3 separate regions of the Homo sapiens genome follow, and regions 1 and 2 are each linked to region 3. Evidence: chromatin loops called from intact Hi-C (ENCODE). Cell type or tissue: Caco-2. All regions are shown on one strand. Links, peaks and the distances in the headings refer to the core of each region. The heading gives the core; the rest is flanking DNA.

Region 1 (7,748 bases), core at 1,107-6,106, 92 kb after region 3:
TTTTTCAAATTTATTTATTTTGAGTGCTGCATTCTCTACCTTTTATAGTTAAGAATGTTTTCAAGGTCTGGTGGGAGGTTTTCGTGTTTTGCATCCATGAATGCAGTCAGTGTTTGCCTGTAAATAGGGAGGGTCAATTCTCTTGGGCTCCTCTGCTGTGCACCTCATTGCCCATAGAATGCTACTCTCGGATCTTGCACTAGAGCACTGGATGATGAAGTGAAGCCTTGCAGAGACCTGTGAGTCTGGGTGAGTGAGCTGGAACCATGAATAGTTCCAGAAGGGGAACTTAATCCTGTGATATTTCTTCTCTGTGTTTGGTAAAGCCACTGCACCTTGTGCCAACTGTTTGCATCTGGCTTGCTGTTTAACCTGGCCAACATGCCAGGTACAAACTGTGCTTGGACTTGTCCTCCTTCCTGGAGCTGCCACCTGCTGTGTCAGGGACAAGCCCCTGCCCTGGCCAGTTTTCTTCTGGATGTATCTGCCATGTGATTCCCAGGGCTTCTCAGAGCTGCTGCTGCTGCTGAACACTGCTGTGATCCATAGTGACCAGGGAGTCCCGGTGCCTGATACTTGGCTCACCTCCCTGTTCAGCCCTACTGATGTAGGCAGCTCTGATGTGAGGTTCTTCAAGGGCCTCACTCCTTGTTTCACAACCATCCTGCCGCTTCTCAGGGAGCAAAGCTGCCCAAGGGGCCTCCCTGCCTTCTCTTTTTCTGCATAACTGATTTTTTTTTTTCAGATTCCTTTAGGTTTTTGGCACATTGATGGCACCTGTTCCTAGTTTGCTGAGCTGTGGCAGGTTTTCCAGGCATACTGGATTTGTTTTGATTTTGAAGCAGGAATCTGGGCAGGAGGGCATTGCATGCCTGAGCTCTTGTTGCCATGGTATTTGTAAATGGACAAATGTAAATGAAGCCAGTGGCAGCATCCTTCTCCCTCCACTGCCCATGCTCCTGAGTGTGGGAATTGGGGGACAAGTCACTACTTCTTCCTGACTTCTCCTTTACTCACCTGCAAGTTAGCCACATCTTCCACTTTCTCCCTTATTCCCCACCTCAAATACAAAGTCCTAGGAGAAGAGGACTGGGAGCACTGGATTTGATATTGAATTGGAGAAGACCATTACAACCTCAGATTCTAAGATTCTGTGATAGCATCTGTCCTGGTGATCTAAGTCGGGTTAAACTCAGCTCTCTTTTAGGAGATCAAGAGGTTTTATAATATAGGTTGGGTCCCCTGCCAGTTCTTCTTACATATCACACAGTCTTAGTTTGGGGACACAGTTTTTGGAAGCCTGTCTGCGGGGGTTCTGGAACTCAGGGGTGGATGCAAGAAAGCAGCATTGGTTCTTTGTCACGAGGTGAGAGCAACAGTGTCAGGAATAGACTCTGTGAGCTCACCCACCCTCAAGGGGCATCGACTTCCAGTGCATCACTTTCAAGTTCATCTGTGTCTGGCCATAGGCTTGGTCACATGCTGAGGTTTAGTGCATGAACCATCATGTCTACTGAGGTACCTGACACTCCAGAGGCATTCAATATGTTATGCAAATGGCCTTCATGCCCAGGCTAATTAGGGAGTCCCCATTGGACTTTGATTATTCATAAAAGACAGTTGATAATAAAGCCCTGGCTGCTTTTGAAAATTCATCAAGTAAGAATGCAGGGTTTTTCCAGTGGGAGCTCAGACAAAAAGCCAGTGGAAGGACACAATAGGATCAGTGCTGAACTCCCATGGTTAGTTCGCTCTCTGAGATGCATGCACAGACCTCTGCAGAGGCCTTGGGCAACACTGGTCCTTTTGTTCGCCTGGGTCCTTTTGTTTGCCTGGTCAGCAGAGTAGAGGGTGGTGTCCTAGTGAGGACAAAGGATTCAGGAAGAGCAAGGTAGTGTGGGTAGGGGCTGGTAAGGATGGCGAGTGGGAAGACAATGAGCAGAGCTTTGGAGAGCAGAGTTTGAAGTACTTGTGGGACACCAGGTGAAGACAGCCAGGTGACAGCAGGAGCCAGGTGTCCTCAGGCTCTTGCTAGTGCTGTGTCCTGGTCAACACACTTAATCTAGCTGAACTTCAGTTACCTTACCTGTATGTAAAATGAGGATGTTCATAGCTCCCTCACAGTGATGTTGAGAAATCAAGTAGGTAAACAAACATGGTATATAGCTTTGGGGGCCCACTGGTCTGACAGGGCGCTCAACCTGTCCTCTTTTTTTTTTTTTTTTTTTTTTTTTTTGAGACAGTGTCTCGCTCTGTCACCCAGGCTGCAGTGCAGTGGCGCAATCTTGGCTCACTGCAAGCTTTGCCTCCCGGGTTCACGCCATTCTCCTGCCTCAGTCTCCCAAGTAGATGGGACTACAGGCGCCCGCCACCACACCTGGCTAATTTTTTTGTATTTTTAGTAGAGACGGGGTTTCACCATGTTAGCCAGTATGGTCTCGATCTCCTGACCTTGTGATATGCCCATCTCGGCCTCCCAAAGTGCTGGGATTACAGGCGTGAGCCACCGTGCCCGGCCCTGTCCTCTCTTTCTTGAATGGTGCTCCTTCTAGAGCATTCCTTGTAACATGCATGAGGTGGTCTCTTATCTTGAAGACCCGCACCTGGTGAGGAGGGTGACAGACAGGATTCTGTTGTCAAGGAGGTGGTAGGAATGGAGTCCAGGGTGCTGCTAAGGGAGGGCCAGGCTGTATGGTCAGGTGGGCACAGCTGCATGGAGGATGCTTCAGGGGCTCTGGAGAAGAAATGAGTGACAGAGCTTTCAAGGACCACCTTCTAGGGGTGGGGCTTCCAGGCCTCCAAGGAGGGCTCTGTGTCTTTATCAGACCGATGGCTGCCCAGAACCTTTGGCAGAGGGGCTCAGCCTGCCTTGGTGCCAGTGAGCTTCCACACAGGAAGACTTCCTGAGGCTGGTGGCTTTCCATGAGCAACTACAGGGAGGAACCGCGGGGGTACTGGTGGCTCAGTAGCCTCTGCTTCCTCTGAGGGAATGGAGGGGTCAGTCCCTGGTGTGGGGGTCTCTTCCCTGTCCTCTGCTCATCATGAGGCTGGCTTTCCTCTTTTGCCCACCCCTTGGGCTGGGACCAGAGCACAGCCAGTCACCAGTATGGTGGCCCAGCACGGCAGGCTGTGCCTGTCTGTGTACACGCCAGCTCCATGAGGTGGAAGCTTTGGCAATGGGCTCCCAGGGAGCTTCCCCGCAGGCTTCTCAGGGGAATGTGTTGGGAGTAGATGCATGGAGAGTTCGTTTTTTCTCCCTTTCATGAATGAGAAAACGGGCAGAGAAATCACGGCACTCATTGGCCGATGTTTCTGTTGGTGCAGATTACCAAGGGTGCTGAAGTCAAAAGGAGTGAGCCACAGTCAGCCCTCTGGGTGGTTGACTGCCACTGGGGCCTTTAGACCAGGAAGGTGTCGTGACCGAGGTGGACCTGGTGGTGAGATGCAAGGTGTGGCAGCCTGATGCGGAGGTAGCAGAAGGGAGACAGGCCAAGTCAGGGCAGCCGGCAAGGGGCCCATCACAGAGCAGTGCAGGCGGGAGGCCACAAAGGCCTGGGCTGGGGTAACGTGGGGGCTGGAACCGGGAAGCTCCTTCACACATTGAGCCTACTTCTTGGGACTCTGTTCCAGTATATTAGTAATGTTAGGAATTTCAGTTTGGCTTTTTAAAAAGCTGTTTTTCCTTTGAGGAACTCAAATATTATTGGTTGAATTGTGTCTCCCCAACAGATAATGAAGTCCTAGCCCTCCGTACCTGTGAATGTGACCTTATTTGGAAATAAGGTCTTTGCAGATGATCAAGTTAAGATGAGATCATTAGCGTGGGCTCTAACCCAAAATAACTGGTGTCATATTTATAAAAAGGGGAACTTTGGACACAGAGACAGACATGCACACAGGGAGAATGCCTATAAAGATGAAGGCAGAGATTGCGGTGATGAATCTGTAAGCCAAGGAAGGACAAGAAAACTAGGAGAGAGGCCTGGAACACATGTGCCCTCACAGCCCTCAGAAGGAACTGACCCCAACGACATCTCCATGTCAGACTTCTGGCCTCCAGACCTGTGAGACAATGCATTTCTATTATTTAATCCAACTCAGTTTTTGATACTTTATGATGGCAGCCCCAGCAGACGAATTCACCAAGCTTCCCGGATCCCATTTCTTCACTCTCTGGAAAACTGCTCCCTCTGGTGTCTGAGAATCACACGTATGACCTCCCTGAGGGGCTCAGGGTTGGCAAGGCCTCCCCATCTGGGTGGTGAAAGGTGCTCTCTGGGCTGCAAAGAATCCAGACAGCTCTGTGAGCAGCGGCTGCCAATTCACTGACATTGACTGACTCTGGGGACTCTACCCTTTTCATCCCCATGTGCCCGTTTGTCCAGCCCCTGCAGAAACCCCTGTGGGGTCTGGCAGTAAGCGAGGCTGCTGTTCCAGGGAATGTGTGTGCTGAGGCTAGCCAGGCAGCTGGGCTAGCCTCCTCCTGCACAGTCCTTCTTAGGAATGTCCTAAGTACCTATTCAGCCCTGGCCTGAAGCAAAGGAGGCACTGGGTAATGAGGACTGGGACCCCATTGCTCATGGTCCAATTGGCGAAATGCCAGATTAAGCACAGATCACTTTTCAAAGTCAAAGGCAACGTGGTGAGTTTCTTTGGCATTAAAAGTCCTCTCCCATGGTTATCCCATTCTGAGTAGCCAGTTGTGTATTTATTCACCCAGCCCTGTGTTGCGGTTATTGTCTTTTGAGTGTTTGATTCTATCCCCTTTATATGACTCATCAGCCCCCAGAAAGCAAAGGCCCTGTCTTGTTCAGCCTGGCACAGGGGCAGCCGAAATTCCCACAGGGCTCACCTCCTTCGCCTCTGCCTGAGATGTCTTATCAGCGTCACTCTCATTCTGCAGGGGAGGAAACCAAGACTCCAGGGTGGAGTGATTGGCTGTATGTTTCACCTGCAGCCACGCGAGGCCCAGAAGTCTTCCAGTGCTTTGGAGGTTCACAAGAAATATGGTGACTCAACTGGAACCACATTAGAGGTCAGCATTTAACAGGTCCCCTCAATTTTCCCACAAGGGCCAGTCTTGTGTCCTCGGCTATGACCATGAGCCACTGGGGAAAGAGATGCTCTCTTCCCTGCAGCTGCACGGCTCCCCGTGCTGGGTTGGCCACACACTCCCCACCCAGTGCACCTCCGTTGATTGATTGACGTGGTGTTAAACATGTGGCCTTTTGCAGGCAACTCTAGGAGGGTGATGAGCTTTGCAAATCTGCCCAGTGCCTAAAACTGAACCACACACATAATTCACTCACACGCACTCGCTCAGTTGGGCGTGCATTCTCACTGCCATCCTGCCTCCAACTCACGCTTGACGCCTCACAGTTCTGGACTTCTCTTCTACCACACAGCAGTGCCTGCCCTGGCTGGCCAGTACTACATTCCTGACCTTTGGGTTTTGGGTCCCTGGGGGCAGCTTGCTGCCATCCGAACCACCAGGCCCTGGCCCTCAGCGAGGCTTCTCCAAGTGTTCTGCTGCCTTACTTCTGCTTTCGAAGCACCATGCCTGTCCTGGGGTGGAGTCAGAAGTCAGAAGAAGAGGCTGATTAGCCGGGGTGCCCTTGGAGGGGCCAGGGTCTCCTGATCTGCAGCCAGGGCTCTGCATTTAGGAAGCCTTGTCAGAAGCCTGCAATTGGCATTGAATCTGTTTAGAGTGCTCAACCTAGTGCCAGGAACTGTGGGAAATCTGAAGACATGATCAGTTTCCAGAGAGTCAAGACAACCAGCAGAGGATTCAGGTTAATAAACTTAGACTTGTGTTCAGCTACCTGGTTCAAATCCCCATTCACTGGCTTTGACCACAGGAGAATGATTTCACTTCTCTAAGCTTAATTTCTTTGTAAAATTTCACAAGGTATTATGAGCATTAAATATGATAATACATGCAGAATGCTTTAGTACATTGCATAACACATTGTAGGCACTAATACATCTTACCTTACAATACTCTGGCCTCTCCTCTCCACTCCCATACAAGCGAGGACTCTTAGACAGTGCCTGTCATGTGCCAGACATCTGTAAAGGGATCATATAAGCATTAACTCATTTAATCTTTACAGGAACTCAGGGAAAGACTGAGGCACAGACTGACGAACTTGTCCATGGTTCCAAGGTGCAGAACCAGGGTTAGACCTAGACCGTGAGGCTCTTGCATCTGTAGTCTTGCTTAGAGCACTACTTGCAAAGAAGCCTTGGGTAACTTCCCTATACCTCCATTTCATCATCTCGAAAATCTAGATGATGATGATACCAGCTAGGATCCTCAGGAAAGTTCCCTGAACTTCATTAAGGGCTTAGAATGATGCCTGGTGCATCCTCAGTACAGAGTAAATGCAGTGGCTTCAATAAGAAATACAAGTACACAGGTGGCCAACAATTCAAGCTATTAGATGCAGAAGGCCAAGGAGGTGATCCAGCTCTTTCATTATGGGGAATCAGAGCATGCAGATCAGCAGGGGCTGGGTTATGAGAGATGAGGAGTGGGCTGATCCAAATGAGAGGTCAGCTTGAGCAGAGGGGAGGATGTGGGAAGGCAGAGAGTGTGGAAGCCATGTGTTGGGAGCAGGGTCTGAGAACATCAGGTTGGGGACAGCCCACGAGGGACCTTCATTAGCAGTGTGGATTTTCACCTGCACTCTGTCGGCAAGCACTGAAGGTTGTCATTAGCACACTGGCTGTCACAGACCAGAGGGGCTTCCCATTCAGTCAAATCTTGCTGCCCATCCCCAGTGAACGGAGCAGTAGGCAGTGAGGCGGGACCGGCAGGGCGTACAAGATGCTCGCCCATTCCCTCCATTTGAATTGGGCTTGGGACATCCCAAGGGGCTGCTGCCTGGGCCCTGAACACATCTAAGGGCTATGGGTTTATGGTCTTTCAGCTGCTGTTTATGTCACAAATGCCTGTCACAGAAGGGGCATTAAAAATAACCGAATGGCTAATACCATTTCTCAAAATAACTACTTGCAAAGTGCTTTGCTGGGGCAAATGGCTACTAAAATTAGACTCCCTGGTGGTATATGTAGGGTGTGTGTGTGTGTGTGTGTGTGTGTGTGTGTGTGTGTGTATGACTTCTAAACCCATTTCCCCCCAGGGTGAGGCCCACAGTTTGCACCCTTTTGTTCTGTGGTCCCTTCTGTCATAGCTGGGTGTCCCAGAACAGTGTTCACCCAGTCACCCCAAGATGCCCTCTTTCATCCTGCAGTCCTCAGCAAATTGGAGCCACTGCCCTACATTGCCCTGTTGTCCTGCTCTAAGGAGCAGAATTTTGAAGAATCTTGGAGGGCGGGGTGGCCTCATTGTAGCAGTGGCCTAATTCCTTGGTGTGCCAGGTAATAATAGCACGCCGTGGGGGGAATCTCACTCAGCATGCTGTCCGAGGGGAAACTGGGCCATGGAACAATGTGGCAGCCCCACTCAAGGTGACCTAGTAACTGAGGGCACGGACACACGATTTTCCAGGCCCCAGTTCCAGATCCAGGCTCTAGAACTCTTCAGTGGTCTCCTGGGCCAGTCCTTTGGGCCACCAGGCAACCAGGTCACTCAAATCCAATCAACTCTCCATCCACTAATAATACAAAAGGAAATGTGGGATCTTAAGAGCAAGTTAAGAAAACAAAGTGAATCAGCACTGTGGGGGATTTTGGATTCAGGACAAACAAAACCTGAGAGCCAGCGTTGGTTTTCTTTTAGATAA
Region 2 (7,748 bases), core at 1,436-6,435, 150 kb after region 3:
AGGCTGGTCTTGAACTCCTGACCTCAGGTGATCCACCCGTCTTGGCCTCCCAAAGTGCTGGGATTACAGGCATGAGCCACCTGGGCCACTACACTCGGCCTTGTTTGAAATTTTCTTAATAAAATGTTGTGGAGAGAAGGAATAAGGACTTTGTAGTAGCCAATCCTGGCTCTGCCCCTTTTTAGCTGTGTTACCTTGGGCAAATTACTTAATGTCTCTGAGCCTCAGTTTCCTCATTTGTAAAAATGGGGCCAATCTTACAACATATCATAGAGTAGTGAGATAATACATTTGAAGTACTTCTTTGTTTTTTTTTTTTTTTGAGACAGAGTTTCGCTCTTGTTGCCCAGGCTGGAGTGCAATGACACAATCTCGGCTCACTGCAGCCTCTGCCTCCCAGGTTCAAGCAATTCTCCTGCCTCAGCTTCCCAAGTAGCTGGGATTATAGGCATGCACCACCACGCCCGGCTAATTTTGTATTTTTAGTAGAGACGGGGTTTCTCCTAATTGAGGCTGGTCTCGAACTCCTGACCTCAGGTGATCTGCCCGCCTTGGCCTCCCAAAGTGTTGGAATTACAGATTCAGGCACTGTGCTTGGTACTACGTTTTTTAGAAACTGGATGCCAACAGAAAAATTAGAGCCCACATGAAAGTCTAGTTTTCTTCTGGTGTGGCGGCCCATGCTTCTAGTCCTAGCAACTTGGGAGGCTGAGGCGGGAGGATCACTTTGAGCCCAGGAGTCTAAAGCTGTAGTGAGCTATGATTGCACCACTTCACTCTAGGCAACACAGTGGGATCCCATCTCTAAAAACAAAAAAAATTAAAATTAAACCAAACATTTAAAAAAGTATAGATTCCCAACTTCTCTACACTGGCAGCATGGGGCCCAGCATTCACCTAGGTCTGGGTAGCAGCTGCACCCTTGGCCTCCGGGTGTGTGATTTCCAGGCCACCATAGGCTCTGATGGCCCATTCAGTTCTGTGATCCCAGCCTAACTCTTTAAAGCATTTGAGTTTGTCACTCCTGATCGCATGCAGCCTCTTACTTTAAGGAAGACGACCCGAGTCAGCCAGGTAAGGGATTTGCCTGAAATCATCTATTTTGTCCACAGAGCATGGTCCTGGCCCCGGTGCAGGCCTCCTGCCTCTGTATGTTGTGGCCTCTCTTTGTGGGTGACTAGCCCCTGCCATCAGAAGCCCATTAAGCTCTGTGAAATTCAGAAGCTTGGTCCAATGGGTCTTGGTTGTGGCTCTCAGGGGGCCTGGGGATAGGTTAGGAATGTATGTAACACTGTTTTATAAAATTATCACAAACCAAGTTCCCCTTGGTGACTTGTTCTGAATTTTCTATCCATGAATGTTTTTATATCTTTCTGCTCCAAAATTTTACCTGCTGTAAAACTATATAAGAACATTAAAAGACATTTACAAAAGCAGTCATAATCCCACCACCATAGCACAGCAGCTGTTCCTATCTTTGATTTTTAGAAATGCTTTCAATCACAGAAAAGGCTATTATTTTTATCCGGTGCCACTGACAGTATATTTTAACCGAACTTCCTGCCTCCCATCCTCCCACTCTCCCCTTCCTTTTTCTCCCTGTCTTGTGCTTTTCTTTACCCTCCATCCTTTCCCACCTATTGTCCACCAGGTACTACAATCCTTCCATCTTACATCCAGAGTTTCTGGAGGGTACAGCCACACAATGCTGCTCCGTGGCAGCCCTGGCCCACCCTAGGTAATGGAGTTCTGTGCTCTGTCTGGTGGTCAAGATAAATTCCAGATCCTGGGAGGCAGAGTGGGGAACACCAGGCATCAGCAATAAGCTAGACTTATGGCTCCAGGCTCTCTTTTCCCTCCACTAAAGTGGAACATTTTGGCTGAAGGAGTGTGTGTGTGTGTGTGTGTGTGTGTGTGTGTGTGTGTGTAAAGAAAGAAGACTGGAATAGTAGGACTTTAGGCACCAAGAATCCCCTCCCTTGCTAGCCTGGCATATTCAGATAATTTTCTTTTGATACCTCTGACCTGTAATAAATTTTAAGCTCCATATGGTCATCTTTACTGTGTATGGCATTCTTAGCATTTATGTATATTCATGTCAATAAATAGTTATTGCACTGTGTGCCAGAGGGGTATGTTTTAGTAGATGGTGATAACAAAATGCAAATGGCACTTCCTTAGGAAGTTCCATGTCATGTGCTGCTGGAAACAGCCCCTGCTTCTAGTGCTGTAGTACCTGTGTGACCTTGGCCAAATTACTTCACTTCTCTGTGCTGTTTCCTTTTCTGTATAATGGAGATTCTTAACCCTGCTGGGAGGATTAGTTAAATGAGATACTGTAAGTGAAGCATGTAGCACAAAGCTTGGCGAACCAATGGTGCAGAGATTCCAGTTCCCTCCCCTTCCTTTCTCTGCAAGTTTTCTTTAGTGCTTGCACTCCTGCCAAATGGTTAGTAATCTGTTAACAAACACTTAAGTCTTTAGGGGTGCTCAGACGACAAAGGGTTGCTTTTGGAGAGTGAAGAATCTTCTTGTAATATAAATAGTCAACTCCAATTCCAGTTTTAAAGTTTGGTACGCCTTGAATTCAACCTGTTAAGTTAGCCCAGCTCTATCTGGGGTTCTGGAAAAATCTATCCAAGCCTGATGTTGCTTGAGAGCAGGGCCTGGGTATGTGGCCTGTGAAGGCCAGCTTTGCTGTGATTTTCACCAATTTCCTTACAAACGGATTTTGGACCAGACTTGTGCAAGCTTCCCCCAGCAGGTCTTAGGAACATCTGGGGATCCAATTCAGCCTTTTCTGACGTTCTCTACGTGCAGGGCCTCCACCAAGTCATTGCCTTCATTTCTTAAGGGCCATTTGGCTGAACTTCACAAAGTGGTGGAAACACATATTGCACACACAGGTAGTCTAAGATCGGGAATAAAAAGATTACAAGTCCTCCCCTTTCATAGGCATCTGGGTCCCATGGTTCATCCAAAATGAAGACCTCTGAGCTCTGTCACTGCCAGGTGGATGGGTTGGGTACATTCCCTCCTCTCTCTCTGCTTTTCTGTCCTCATTTGTAACCCGAAGACCATAGGATATAATGAATCTGGGAGGGCCAGAAACTTTGGAAATCTAATTCAGTCAACAGACCTGTGTTGTTTAGGTGCTGTCTTTCTTCCATGCGCTTGATTTCTTTGACATTAAATAATCTGCTTATGGTGTTATAGGACCTGGATGTTGAAAGAAATGTTAAAGCTCATTTCAGCTTTATGGTTTCCCCACACCACAGGTGGTGTAGCAGATACCTTCTAGTGATATATGGACAGGACCCTGAGTCACCAAGGAGGGATTTAGTTCATTTCCAGTTTTCTTCCAGTCTTTCTAGTTATCTCAGGGAGAAAGTCTCGGTTTACTGTTTGAACATCTCTTAACCCTTGCCTGTCTCCCTTTTGAACAAAGGCACAGAACAGCCCCCATTGAGACTGCATGCAAACGGAGGCATCTACCTAGAATTTCATACCCTGGTTTTGTTTTGCATTTATTTTGAAAGTTTTCTTCTATTTTGTTTATTTTGAAGGTTATCTTCTATTTCTTCACTGGTGATACCAGTTTTTCACATGTGGTAATGTTACGGAGTATCCTTAAGATATATTTATTTAAGCTGGGTGCAGTGGCTCATTGCTGTAATCTCAGCACTTTGGGAGGCTGAGGCGGGAAGATCGCTTGAGCCTAGGAGTTTGAGGCCAGCCTAGGCAACAGAGGGAGACACCATCTCTACAAAAAATTAAAAAAAAAATAGCCAGGTGTGGTAGCACATGCCTGTAGTCCCAGCTTTTCAGGAGGCTGAAGTGGGAGGTTGAGCCTGCAGTGAGTTATGATCACACCACTGCCCTCCATCCTAGGAGGCAGAGTGAGACTCTCTCCCCAAAAAAGATATCTTTGTTTAGTTAAAAAATTTGACTCCATTGAAAGAAAAATGTTTAGTGAATAGCATAGGAGTCATGCAGCTAGGGCAGAAGTTGTGATGGGAGTATGTGAATAACACATTTAAGAAGCACTGATCCAGTCCTTCTTCTAGATTAGTCCAAAACCCGCTGACCTTGACTCCATTTCTGACCCCACCAGTGACAAATAACAAGGGGGAATCTCCCACTAGCCAAAAAACTCCTTGGAGGCAGGGGTGGTGTCTTTATCGTCCTTGTATTTCCAGTGCTCGACACCGGCACTTGGACGTATTCATCTATTTCACCCGTATTGATGGAGCACCTGTTCCTCAGCAGCTGTGTTCTGGGTTCGGGGGTCCTGTCGTGAGAGATGCCATGTGCAGCATTGAATATCTTCATACAAAAGAATGTATGTCAATCCATAATGGTCCAAGACATGCATCACGCTAATAGGGGAGCCTCTCGCTTAGGAGAGGGTTGAGCTGGTGCAGGCTGGCCTTGAGATGTGTGTCGGGAGACTGGTTCTCTCAGGGATGGTGTTCTTCCTGAACACGATCTTCCCTGTTCTGACCGCCAGCAGCTCCAGCCCACACTGTCCAGAACAAGATACCTCCTTTCCACAGGAACGAGACACACTTCCACAGCAGCAGGAAGAATGCCTGTTCTGGTGCAGTCTGATTTTCAAGCAGTTTGTTCTTCTACAGAGAAAATAGCCTAGAAGGTGAGAGGCAGGCCTGGCTGCAGATGTCTAGATGTGCCAAGGCCCCTTGCCAGTGGTCAGCAGGCTGTAGCGCTGGCCTGAGCTTGTAGTTAGTGGGGACTGTGGTTGGGGAAGCCGAAGGAAGCTTGAAGCTAGGTGGTGACGTTGAAGATAAATGTCCCGTGTGTTGAGTGAGGAAGGGACAACTCTGAGGTTGGGGCGTGTTGGTGACATAAAAAGTTTAACTGAGCTTCCTAAATGGGAGGCATTCTGTATTTGGCTGTGGCTTGATGGAATTGCAGTTACCCTTGTGGCGTGGGAATCAGCCTCGGGACCATTAGGATATTATGATACAGTCCCTTGGTGCCACTGATTGGCGGTGTCAAACTCATCTGTCAAAAAATGAAATCGATCAGCCAGGAAGGATGCTGGTGTTGAGGCTGACATACCTTTTGAGCATAATAACTACTGTGGCTTCCGGTGCTTTGACAAAACCTCAGATACATGGCCTTCTGGCTGAGCATCTGTGATTTCATATTGTTGGCGCATTTGTTATTTCCCTGGGGGTTGCAACCCTCTGTAACTTTGCTGTGGCTGAACTAAAAAAGAAGGCATACACGGATTCTACAGAAATTATGATTCTATGAAAGATTTTGAGGAGATGAGGTATCTTTCAGAGTGCAAAGTGATTTTGGAATATAAAGTATTCCTTTGGGAAGAATTACCTAGAGATTTGTCACTGACCTGTGTTCTTGAACTATAAAACATGAATATGTGGCTTAAGAAATAGTTTTTCTTAAGGCTGGGCACAGTGGCTCATGCCTGTAATCCCAGAATTTTGGGAGGCCAAGGTGGGCAGATCACTTGAGGCCAGAAGTTCAAGACCAGCCTGACCAACATGGTGAAACCCTGTCTCTACTAAAAATACAAAAATTAGCCAGATGTGGTGGTGTGCACCTGTAGTCCCAGCTACTCGGGAGGCTGAGGCGTGAGAATTGCTTGAACCCGGGAGGTGGATGTTGCAGTGAGCGGAGATCATAGCATTGCACTCCAGCCTGGGTAACAGAGTGAGACTCTGTCTCAAAATAAAAATAAAAATAAATAGTTTCTCTTGACAAATAAACAACAAATTTTTAAAAATGAAATCACCTTTGTTTTGAAAAATTGAAACTTACCTCATGACCATTGCCTGATTCCTGAGTCCTGCTCCTCTCTGAATATGAAGTTGCGGAGTCTTTTTAAATTCATGAACAGATATCCGTGATCTTTTCTCACCTTCAGGGAGGTTCAAGGCTCCCTAATCTCTACTCCATCCCAATCATGAACACTTCCACCCTCACTCAGTCCCTTCCCCCTCACCATTCATGACCCTCTCCTTCTTCCCTCCCTGCCCCTTCCCCCTCTGTAAGTCTCTCTCGCCCAGGTGTAGGATAAGAAAGTGTTTTGCAACCTGTTTGGTAGTTTTTTAAAAGTTGAAAGTTTAATGATTTGTTGTTGTTTTTTTTGAGTGGGACCAGAGTGTCCCAGCCTTAAATGGCTCTTTTGAAATGACAGTATGGAAGAAACACAACATTGAAAATGGGGACCTTTGAGATCTCTGCTGTCTGGGCCTGGCTCTGCCACCACTTCCTTGTGTGAGGGTGTATCTGGCCTTTCCCTTTCATGGGCCTCTGTTTCTCATTGACCATAGAAGGGATTTAGGTCCCTCATTTGAGTGAGTCTCTTCATTTCTGCATGCCAGTTGGCTTGTTGCTGTGACAGTGACTCCAAAGCTCATCTTCAGGCTTCTGCTTCTGAAGTTCATGAGTCTGACACTGGATGGCTGTACTTGGGTTCCACAGTTGTGAAATGGGGAAATAAGAGAAGCAGGATGACTGCTTGTTTTTGATGGATTTTACGAAGAGCATAACAGAGTAAGAGTAACAGGTGAGCAGGGCCTTCCCAGCCTCACGCAGTGCCTAGAATAGTGCTCATAAGTGACTGATTAAGTGAAGGAACATAAGGTGATTCTATGAGTTTTGTGCAAAGCAATCAAAAAGCCTCAAGGAGGCAAAGTCCCTTTGGCCTCTCATTAAGCACTACTTTATCCCAGTAACCCGAAGGTGCTCAGAAGGGGAAAGGAAAGGAGAGAGGTAGAGTGCAGCTGTGGCTCTGGGAGCCTGGAGTCCTGCAGGTGTGAGAGGCTTGCTGTATGCTTCTCCTGCCCCGAAGCTGAGCATCCCAACCTCCACACCCTTTGCTGTGAGCCTTTTTTTTTTTCAGAGATAGAGTCTTGCTCTGTCGCCAGGCTGGAGTGCAGTGGCACGATCTTGGCTCACTGCAACCTCTGCCTCCCGGGTCCAAGTGATTCCCGTGCCTCAACCTCCCGAGTAGCTGGGACTACAGGTGTGCACCACCACACCCGGCTAATTTTTTATATTTTAGAGATGGGGTTTCACCATGTTGGCCAGGATAGTCTCAATCTCCTAACCTCGTGATCCATCCGCATCGGCTTCCCAAAGTTTTGGGATTACAGGCGTGAGCCACCGCTCCCGGCCTTTTTTTTTTTTTTTTTTTTTTTTTTTTTTTTTTACAACAGACCAGACTTCAGGGGCATGCTGCAAATATCTAGCAGTTGCTGCTGCATTTGTGTTGCAGCTGCCCTAGGGCTGAGCCCTTAGTCTCAACTCAGTGGTCTGCAAGCTGCCTGTGTATTCTTTGGACTGGCTGGAGCCAAGGTAAACCAAGAGGGGGCCCCAGGTCTGCCCTCTGGCTGAGACTCTTGGCTGTTCCTGCATCCATACACTCTGCTTAGAATGTCATAAAAGGATTAGAGAAATCCCTAGGACACTGTTCTGTTCCCAGGGCTGAAAGAGGATTCCTGGAATACCAGAGGCCTCAAGGTATGATTACATTTCAATCCCCATGCAAAATTGTAGAATGTCATACCATCCAGTTTCTCTGTCAATATTAGTTCTATTGTTTGCAATCTGAGAATGGGAGCCAATCTATGGCCTCTCCAGTGCCTGCTTTTGGCAAGAGAGACCATCAAGAGACTGAATGACCAGTCACTGCATGTTTTCTACCTAGAATGATAGGAAACTGGTCCCTTGATGTACTGTCTTCAGGAGGGACA
Region 3 (7,748 bases), core at 1,748-6,747:
CTTCCAACAGCAGTTCCAGCAACTTCCCAGGTGGTGCTTATTGATGATGCTGGTCTCGCAACCCTATGTTGAGAAGTATTACTCTAGATGTTAAGAGAACACACAATTTACTGCTAATTAGCAAGAGCCAGGAGGGCTTCCTGGAGGAGGTGGTCAGGCTTGAGTAGGGTAGGATTTTCAGAGGTGGGTCTGAGGCTTGAATCTATACACAGCTGGCTTGCTGCCACCACATGCGATCTGTGGTGCCTTTTGCCTGCCTTTGCCCTGCTGGCACCTGGCCTCACTCGTGGCCTTGTCCAATCCTCTTGGTACATGAGTGATCTTGGCCAGGGGAGTCTGAGCCCCCAGAGGAGGAGGCTGACTAAGCCTTAGAATGGAGTTGACCTTGGCTGGCTGAGATGAAGTCCCTCTGAGGCCTGGACGTGGCCTGCGCTGCACAGCCTGCCTTAATGTGTTTATCTGCCTGGGCCTTGCTCGCTGTCTGCTGGCACCATATGAGGTGTTGCTGTTGAGCTCCGTGGCTCTATTTCTGTTTTCTCGCCTGGCACCAGCACAGCAGGGCAGATGAGGTGTGTGGCCACCCTTGGTTTCTTCCTGGCTCCAGGTTCTTCTTGAGGTGGGCATTTGGTCAGGAAGAACATTTGAGTCTCGCTAGAGTGTCTGGTACAGAAGCAGCTGGACCTTTTTCAGGAGGGAGAGGTTCTGGGAAGGAGGGAGAAAACCTTTAGAAATTTAAATAAATTTAGACTTAGCATCTGGCGGTGGTAGTGAGAGGTGACAGCGTGCTGGCAGTCCTCACAGCCCTCGCTCGCTCTGGGCGCCTCTTCTGCCTGGGCTCCCACTTTGGCGGCACTTGAGGAGCCCTTCAGACCGCTGCTGCACTGTGGGAGCCCCTTTCTGGGGTGGCCAAGGCCGGAGCCGGCTCCCTCAGCTTGCGGGGAGGTGTGGAGGGAGAGGCGCGGGCGGGAACAGGGGCTGCCAGCGGTGCTTGCGGGCCAGCGCGAGTTCCGGGTGGGTGTGGGCTCAGCGGGCTTAGCACTTGGGCCAGCAGCTGCTGTGCTCAATTTCTCACCGGGCCTTAGCTGCCTTCCCGCAGGGCAGGGCTCAGGACCTGCAGCCCGCCATGCCTGAGCCTCCCTGCCCCTCCGTGGGCTCCTGTGCTGCCCGAGCCTCCCCGAGGAGCGCCGCCCCCTGCTCCACGGCGCCCAGTCCCATCGACCACCCAAGGGCTGAGGAGTGCGGGCGCACGGCGCGGGACTGGCAGGCAGCTCCACCTGCGGCCCCGGTGCGGGATCCACTGGGTGAAGCCAGCTGGGCTCCTGAGTCTGGTGGGGACTTGGAAAACCTTTATGTCTAGCTAAGAGATTGTAAATACACCAGTCGGCACTCTGTATCTAGCTCAAGGTTTGTAAACACACCAATCAGCACCCTGTGTCTAGCTCAGGGTTTGTGAATGCACCAGTGGACACTCTGTATCTAGCTACTCTGGTGGGGACTTAGAGAACCTTTGTGTCTAGCTCAGGGATTGTGAACGCACCAATCAGCACCCTGTCAAAAGAGACCACTTGGCTCTCTGTAAAATGGACCAATCAGCAAGATGTGGGTGGGGCCAGATAAGAGAATGAAAGCAGGCTGCCGCAGCCAGCAGTGGCAACCCGGGTCCCCTTCCACACTGTGGAAGCTTTGTTCTTTCCCTCTTTGCGATAAATCCTGCTGCTGCTCACTCTTTGGGCCCACGCTGCCTTTATGAGCTGTAACACCGCGAAGGTCTGCAGCTTCACTCCTGCCTGAGCCAGCGAGACCATGAACCCACCAGAAGGAAGAAACTCCGAACACATCCGAACATCAGAAGGAACAAACTCCAGACGCGCCACCTTAAGAGCTGTAACACTCACCGCGAGGGTCTGCGGCTTCATTCTTGAAGTCAGACCAAGAACCCACCAATTCCGGACACAGTAGGATGTACACACACTTTGTGCGTGTGTGTGTGTGTGTTCAGCCTTCCAGGATCATTTAGGAATTTTTATTCCTTAATTGACATTCAAAACTTGATGGTAGAGGTGAGGAGAGGCCCAGGGAGCTTGGGAGAGGCCACGTTGTTTGTGCAGTTGGAAGACTCTGGGCAGGAAAGGAGCACCACATCCAAGTCAGAGAACACGGGAACAAGAAGGGCCGTCCATGTGCTTCTGATTCAGCCCCATCGTTTTAACTGAGACCTAGAAAACTAAGTACTTGTCCTACTCCAGTGCTGCCTCCCCAGTCATCCATGGCCAGACTAAATTACTCTATCTTTCCTTTGGGCTGCAAAGTCGTTTTATTTATAACACACCTCTCTTGTTTTATAAGTAGCCATGAAGGGGTTTGTTTTACCCACTAGATTAGGGATTGGTACATTACAGGTCGAATCCGGCCCACTGCATGTTTTGTAAATAAAGTTTTATTGGAACACAGATATGCTCATTTGTTCGTGTATTGTGCATGGCCACTTTTGTGCTATGTCAGAGGTGAGCATTTGCTACAGAGACTAACTGGCCTGCACAGTCTGAAGTATTCACTATCCGGTTCTTCACAGAAAATGTTTGCCAGCTCCTCCCCTGGGAGGTGAGCTCCCTGAGGGCAGGAACGGCACTCCGTTTATCTTGCTGCTTCTTGTTTCTTGCTGGTAGTAGGCACTCAATAAATGTATGTTGAATAGGCTTGAAATGCAGTGGATTGATTTGTCAAAGATGAGCGCCAGCCACATGGCTGTTCTGGCTTCCCCAGGTTTCCTCTTGCTGTTTGGCCACTTTGTGCTCCAGTTTTCTCTCTACAGAAAGAAGATAATATTATCTATCTTGCTGAGTTCGTTGATCTGTGGTGAGGGTAGAACAGGATATTAAAATATCTTACTAGAACCTTGGGCCCAGCTTCCGGTCTTCCTGATGGTTTCAATCCAGGCCTAGCACGGGACCTCTGTCTAAAATTCTCTGCTCTCATGGCCCTGCCATTCCTGAGGCACCCTTTGCCTCCAGGCTAAAGTAAACACCTGTCATTCATGATCCTCCTTACTTTGATATGATAAAATATCAGGGCCCAGACTGCAGTCCCACGGCCCTGGACTCCAGACCTACCTGTCTGTCTTGATCTCTCAATCCTCTAGGGCAGCCTTCTCCTACATCCAGAATTTTCTGCATTCTGTCCCCTACATGAATATTGCACTTGTTCTTGGGACCCTATCCCCCTCTCCCTCCTAACTTCCTACCTTGCCCCTTTCTGCCTTTCTGCTCTCAGCCTCCTGTCTGCCCTTGCAGGTCTCTTTTATGTCTGACCTTGCTGGAGTCCTTTGACCTCGGCCAACAGGAGTGACTGTCTCATTTGCCACTTAGGCACTGTCTTAGGTTTTAAATTTTTAATCTTTGTGGCTGCTTGTTAAAAATACAGGGACCCAGGCTTCATTCCCATGGAATTAGAATCTCCAAAGATGTGATCCAGGCCCCTTTGACTTTTAATAAGCTCCTAATGTGGTTGTGATTATGATCAAAGTTTGAGGAAGACTAACTTAAAATAGAGTGCTTTGCAGTATTATTTCTCTTTCTGTGGGACTCTGCTTATGTCTCCAAATAAACTATAAACATCTTGAAGGCAGATCTGGGCCTTATTTTCTTTTCAGAGTGGCACATATATCTGAAGACTGGGGCCGTGAGATGATCTGTCGGTGAGATAACTCCACCTGGGGCCCTGCATCTGATAGGCGCTCAGTAAGTGTTTGCTTGTTGATCAATAAAAGACATGAAAGCACCTGGGAAAGCAAAACAGCCTCTGCAAAGCAGGGCATTATTACTGGGAGCAGATCTGATGTGTACCTTCCACAGATTCCACTGAAGGTGTCCTCAGAGCACCGGACACTCAGGGGCCCGCAGCCCAGACACAGAAAGTCCACTCTGCTGAGAAATGCTCACCAAGCAGAATCCCTCACACTCTCTAGCTTTGTTTTCTTTGATCTCTCTGAGCTTAGGAGGAAAGGCTCCTGTTCCCTCCCTCTTGGCTTATCCCAATAATGCAAAGCCATAGAAGTGCAGGCTGCTGGGGAAAAGTTTGTTTGGACACTTAAGAATGTAGAAAAGGGTTTAGCTTGTATAAAGAGTTTTGCTTTCTCATTATAATGCTTGGAGAGAAGTGCAAATGTTTCATCTCCGCCTACTGAGTTATACTGCCTGTTTACATAAGCCTATATTCAGTGGCCTGAGAAAAGGCTTCTTGCCTTCTTCAGGGCGTGATGGTGCAATCTTGGTGTAGAGTTTCCAAGCAGAGATGATGCTACGGCCTCACGTGGTGGGAAGGCTGTGTGGCAGGAAGAATAAGTTCAAACTGTGCTTTGTTTAGAACTGTTGTGCAAAGTTGTTTCTTCCATCCAAGTATTAACTGGGCCAGACCCTGCTTAGCTGCCAAGATCAGACAAGATCAGGTGTGTCCAGGGTGGTATGGCCGCAGATACCAAGCTATTTCTAACACAAGGATGCTCTCCTTTTATTGAGCAGGGAGAAGACAGCACGTACAGACCAACCATCCTGGTTGTAAACTTGTGTCCTAGTCAGAGCTCTTTCTAGCTGGAGTAGAAAATTCTTAGGCTGTATGTAATGGAAAGAGAGTGGAGTCCAGCAATAAAAACAGATCAGGTAAAAATAGAGCTAGGAGTCAATAGTGAGGGCTGAGTTAGGAGAGTTCTCTGTACTTCCCTAGAGATTTCCAGCCATCTAAGCATACGTGTGAGTTCTTGCTTTGACAAATAAGTACTCCACTGGTATGCACATAGAAACTTCTTTCACCTGTGGGATCATTATTAACATGTTTTATGTGGAGGGAAAAATAAAGATTTTAGAACTTCTTTCTTCCCTCATGTTTTCACTCCATTAATATTAGGCTTAATTATTCAAATTTATTATATTAGAGTCTTATTGCTTAATTTAAAAAATTGAATGGATTATTAGCTTTTTAATAAACAGTGACATTTACTGTCTACTAATGAGGGCTCAAATCATGTAATTTATTGCTGCATCTCTATTTTGTTCATGAAATGAAACAGAAATTACTACCTACTTGAAACTGGACTTGTTTTCTGCGCTCCTATGAAACTGAACAGTGGAGGGTTGCTCGTGAAGGATCTGGGACATGTTTCATATGGAGCACAAGAAAAGGACGTCGAACATGCAACGGTCTGCATCCAGGTGCTAGAACCATTTTGTTTTTCCCTTCATCATCCCTAGAACCAAGAGTGTGGGTGGGAATAGCTCAGTAGAGTGACCATGTGATCCTGTGTTACAACTGAAGACAAAATCTGGCACAGAGTCTCTCCAGTGATGACTATGAAACTGACTGGTGCCCCATCAGATTCAGAAGTGGAGAGTGTTACATACTGATTTCAGAAAAATGTTAGATAAACATTGGGACCCTTTATTATATACCGGGAACAGAAAATGCATGTTGATAAAAGTTTGGGATGTTCCATTTCACTCTGATATAAAGTGTGCGTGGTCAGATTGGTTTCTATTTTTGATAAAAATGAGGTTCTGGAAAGCCATTCTGGCTCATGGGCTTATGAGAAAAAGGTTTTGGAAAGGAGTTTTGGAGTGCTCCCCTACAGAAATAGCACTGCTTTTTAATTGTTCTGTCGCTAGAGCCTTGGCCCCAAATAACAATGCATGAATCTCAGTATTTGTCTTCAAGGAGCTGTGGTCTGATAGGAGCATATAGTATACCTATATGGATGGGTATAACTGAAGGTGGTGAGGACCTGTTTTTAGATGCCTGAGAAATCCAAAAACAAGACAGGGAAGTTGTTCGTCTGGGAATCATGAAGCATGTAAACCTAATTAGGGGAGGTGGCATCTGATCTCATCCTTGCAGAATACATAATTTTTATACAAACAATGTTGAAGAGGTGATGAGAACAGAAAAGCTGGGTAAAGTGCAGAGCATGTTCAAGGAAGGGTTACAAACATTTCTTGAGGGCCTGCCATGTGCACAGGGCACCAATCTAGTGAAAGCAATCTGATAAGAGCTTGGTACAAAACCAAGTAATATAGCTTGTGCATTACCTTCACTCCTCTTACTCCAGTAATTTTTGAGTAAAATAAATGTTGTCTTTAATTATATTAATTCATACAACTGCGACAACGGCCTGGTGAAATCAGTACCATGCTTGTCCTCATATGAGAGAAGAGGAAACAGACATTTTAAGTTAAGCGACTTGCTTCAGGTCACCCGGCTAGTGCGTTGTGGGGCTGAGACTCACCCCAGCCAGTCTGACTGTGCAGGAGTTGCAGCCATTTGTTCCTCTGTTCACCTCCCCCGATAGTCTGAGTGGCCTGAGAGCAGGCATGTGTTTTCGTCCTCTTGGTACTCCTGTCATCCAGCAAACTGCCCAGCATGTGGTCAGAGTTCAGTATGCCAAGTACAAAAGATCTGCTATGGAGATTCTTAAGTGATCAATGGGTTTTGAGGGACAGCTTGGAGAAGGGTAGGGAGGTTGTTCTGGGGTCAGAGAAGAACGTGAGCAAAGGGCTAGAGTGGCTGAGAGGACTGTGCAGGGAGTGCATGCTCCAGTGTCCCTTGGCCAGGTGTGTGGGCTTCCCATAGGGAGCTGGAGGTGATGCTGGAACAGCGTGCTGTGGAAGCCTTAAGTGCAGCCGAGTGCTGGGTTCTCTGTGAGACTTCTTAGGGTCTGGAAGACTGGGTCAGACCTCAGCCTCCTAGGTGATGTCAGACAGCCAGGCCTTCTCCCAGCTCACTCTTGAGTGTCTCTGTCAGAGACAGAGTCAGAGACTGAATGGCGTATGGGCTGGATTTCAGGGAGCATGTTCTTCTTTAAAAACATTTATGGAACAAGGCCAGGCGTGGTGGCTTATGCCTGTAATCCCAGCACTTTGGGAGGCTGAGGCAGGCAGATCATGAAGTCAAGAGATCGAGACCACCCTGGCTAACATGGTGAAACCCTCCCTGTCTCTACTAAAAATACAAAAATTAGCTGGGCGTGGTGGCATGCACCTGTAGTCCCAGCTACTCTGGAGGCTGAGGCAGGAGAATTGCTTGAACCTGGGAGGCAGGGGTTGCAGTGAGCCGAGATTGCGCCAGTGCACTCCAGCCTGGCAACAGAGCGAGACTTAGTCTCAAAACAAAAACAAAAACATTTATGGAACAACTTAAATGTACCACATTCTGTGGCTATAAAGACAAATAAGGGCTTCCCACAAGTCTTACGTATATGTTGGATTGTTGGTGCTTGTTGCTAGGGGAGGACGAGTGGGTAGTGAATACCAAGGCCCCGTCTAAGGTGGTTGGGTGGTTATAAAGCACTGTGGACTGACGGTGTTTCTCTGACCCTAAGGAGCTGACTGGCAGGGTACCCAAGTCCTGCTCACTGCGTTTTTGTAACTGAGCTAAGAACTGAAGAAATCAACAAATTGCCACCAAATCAGATCCTTAGTAATGCGTGATAAAGCATGACATATGAAAGAGGACACAGAATTTAATCATCTTACCCCATAAATCCAGCCCCCTGCAATCTGTCTCTTGTGTGAATAAGACTTCAATTTACAGAAATGGAAAGTTCCTTTTTTATCTACATATGGTTATACCTCCTTTCCTACCTGGAAGGCATTTCCTTGTATTTCCTTCCTGAGTAGTGATCAGGACTTGGGGTTGGGCACCAAAGCCTTTAGGAAGTGGAGTTGGGTGTGTTGGCCTCTCCTGTTGAGTCAGGACTGAGGCTA

The links. Peaks named below come from ENCODE experiments on the same cell type or tissue, not always from the same donor. Only the 100,000 strongest peaks of a DNase experiment are listed, where the experiment ranks them.
Region 1: it touches region 3 in a loop (2.7-fold over the local background); 6 of 110 quality-filtered maps call a loop at or near these places.
Region 2: it touches region 3 in a loop (8-fold over the local background); 3 of 110 quality-filtered maps call a loop at or near these places.

The regions. Positions count from the first base shown.
Region 1 is chr10:77,491,085-77,498,832 of GRCh38, reverse strand. The region is part of intron 1 of KCNMA1 (potassium calcium-activated channel subfamily M alpha 1); the gene reads left to right. Among named protein-coding and RNA genes, the nearest start is that of KCNMA1, 140 kb to the left of the region's middle. In Caco-2, for the core only: CTCF peaks have their summits at 3,908 and 4,171 (motif pointing left); no DNase peak of the experiment used is centred there.
Region 2 is chr10:77,431,138-77,438,885 of GRCh38, reverse strand. All of the region lies in intron 1 of KCNMA1 (potassium calcium-activated channel subfamily M alpha 1), which reads left to right. It also overlaps the pseudogene COX6CP15. Among named protein-coding and RNA genes, the nearest start is that of KCNMA1-AS3, 84 kb to the right of the region's middle. In Caco-2, for the core only: no CTCF peak of the experiment used is centred there; no DNase peak of the experiment used is centred there.
Region 3 is chr10:77,583,773-77,591,520 of GRCh38, reverse strand. The region is part of intron 1 of KCNMA1 (potassium calcium-activated channel subfamily M alpha 1); the gene reads left to right. It also overlaps the pseudogene RNA5SP321. Among named protein-coding and RNA genes, the nearest start is that of KCNMA1, 50 kb to the left of the region's middle. In Caco-2, for the core only: no CTCF peak of the experiment used is centred there; DNase peaks (open chromatin) are centred at 3,900 and 4,270.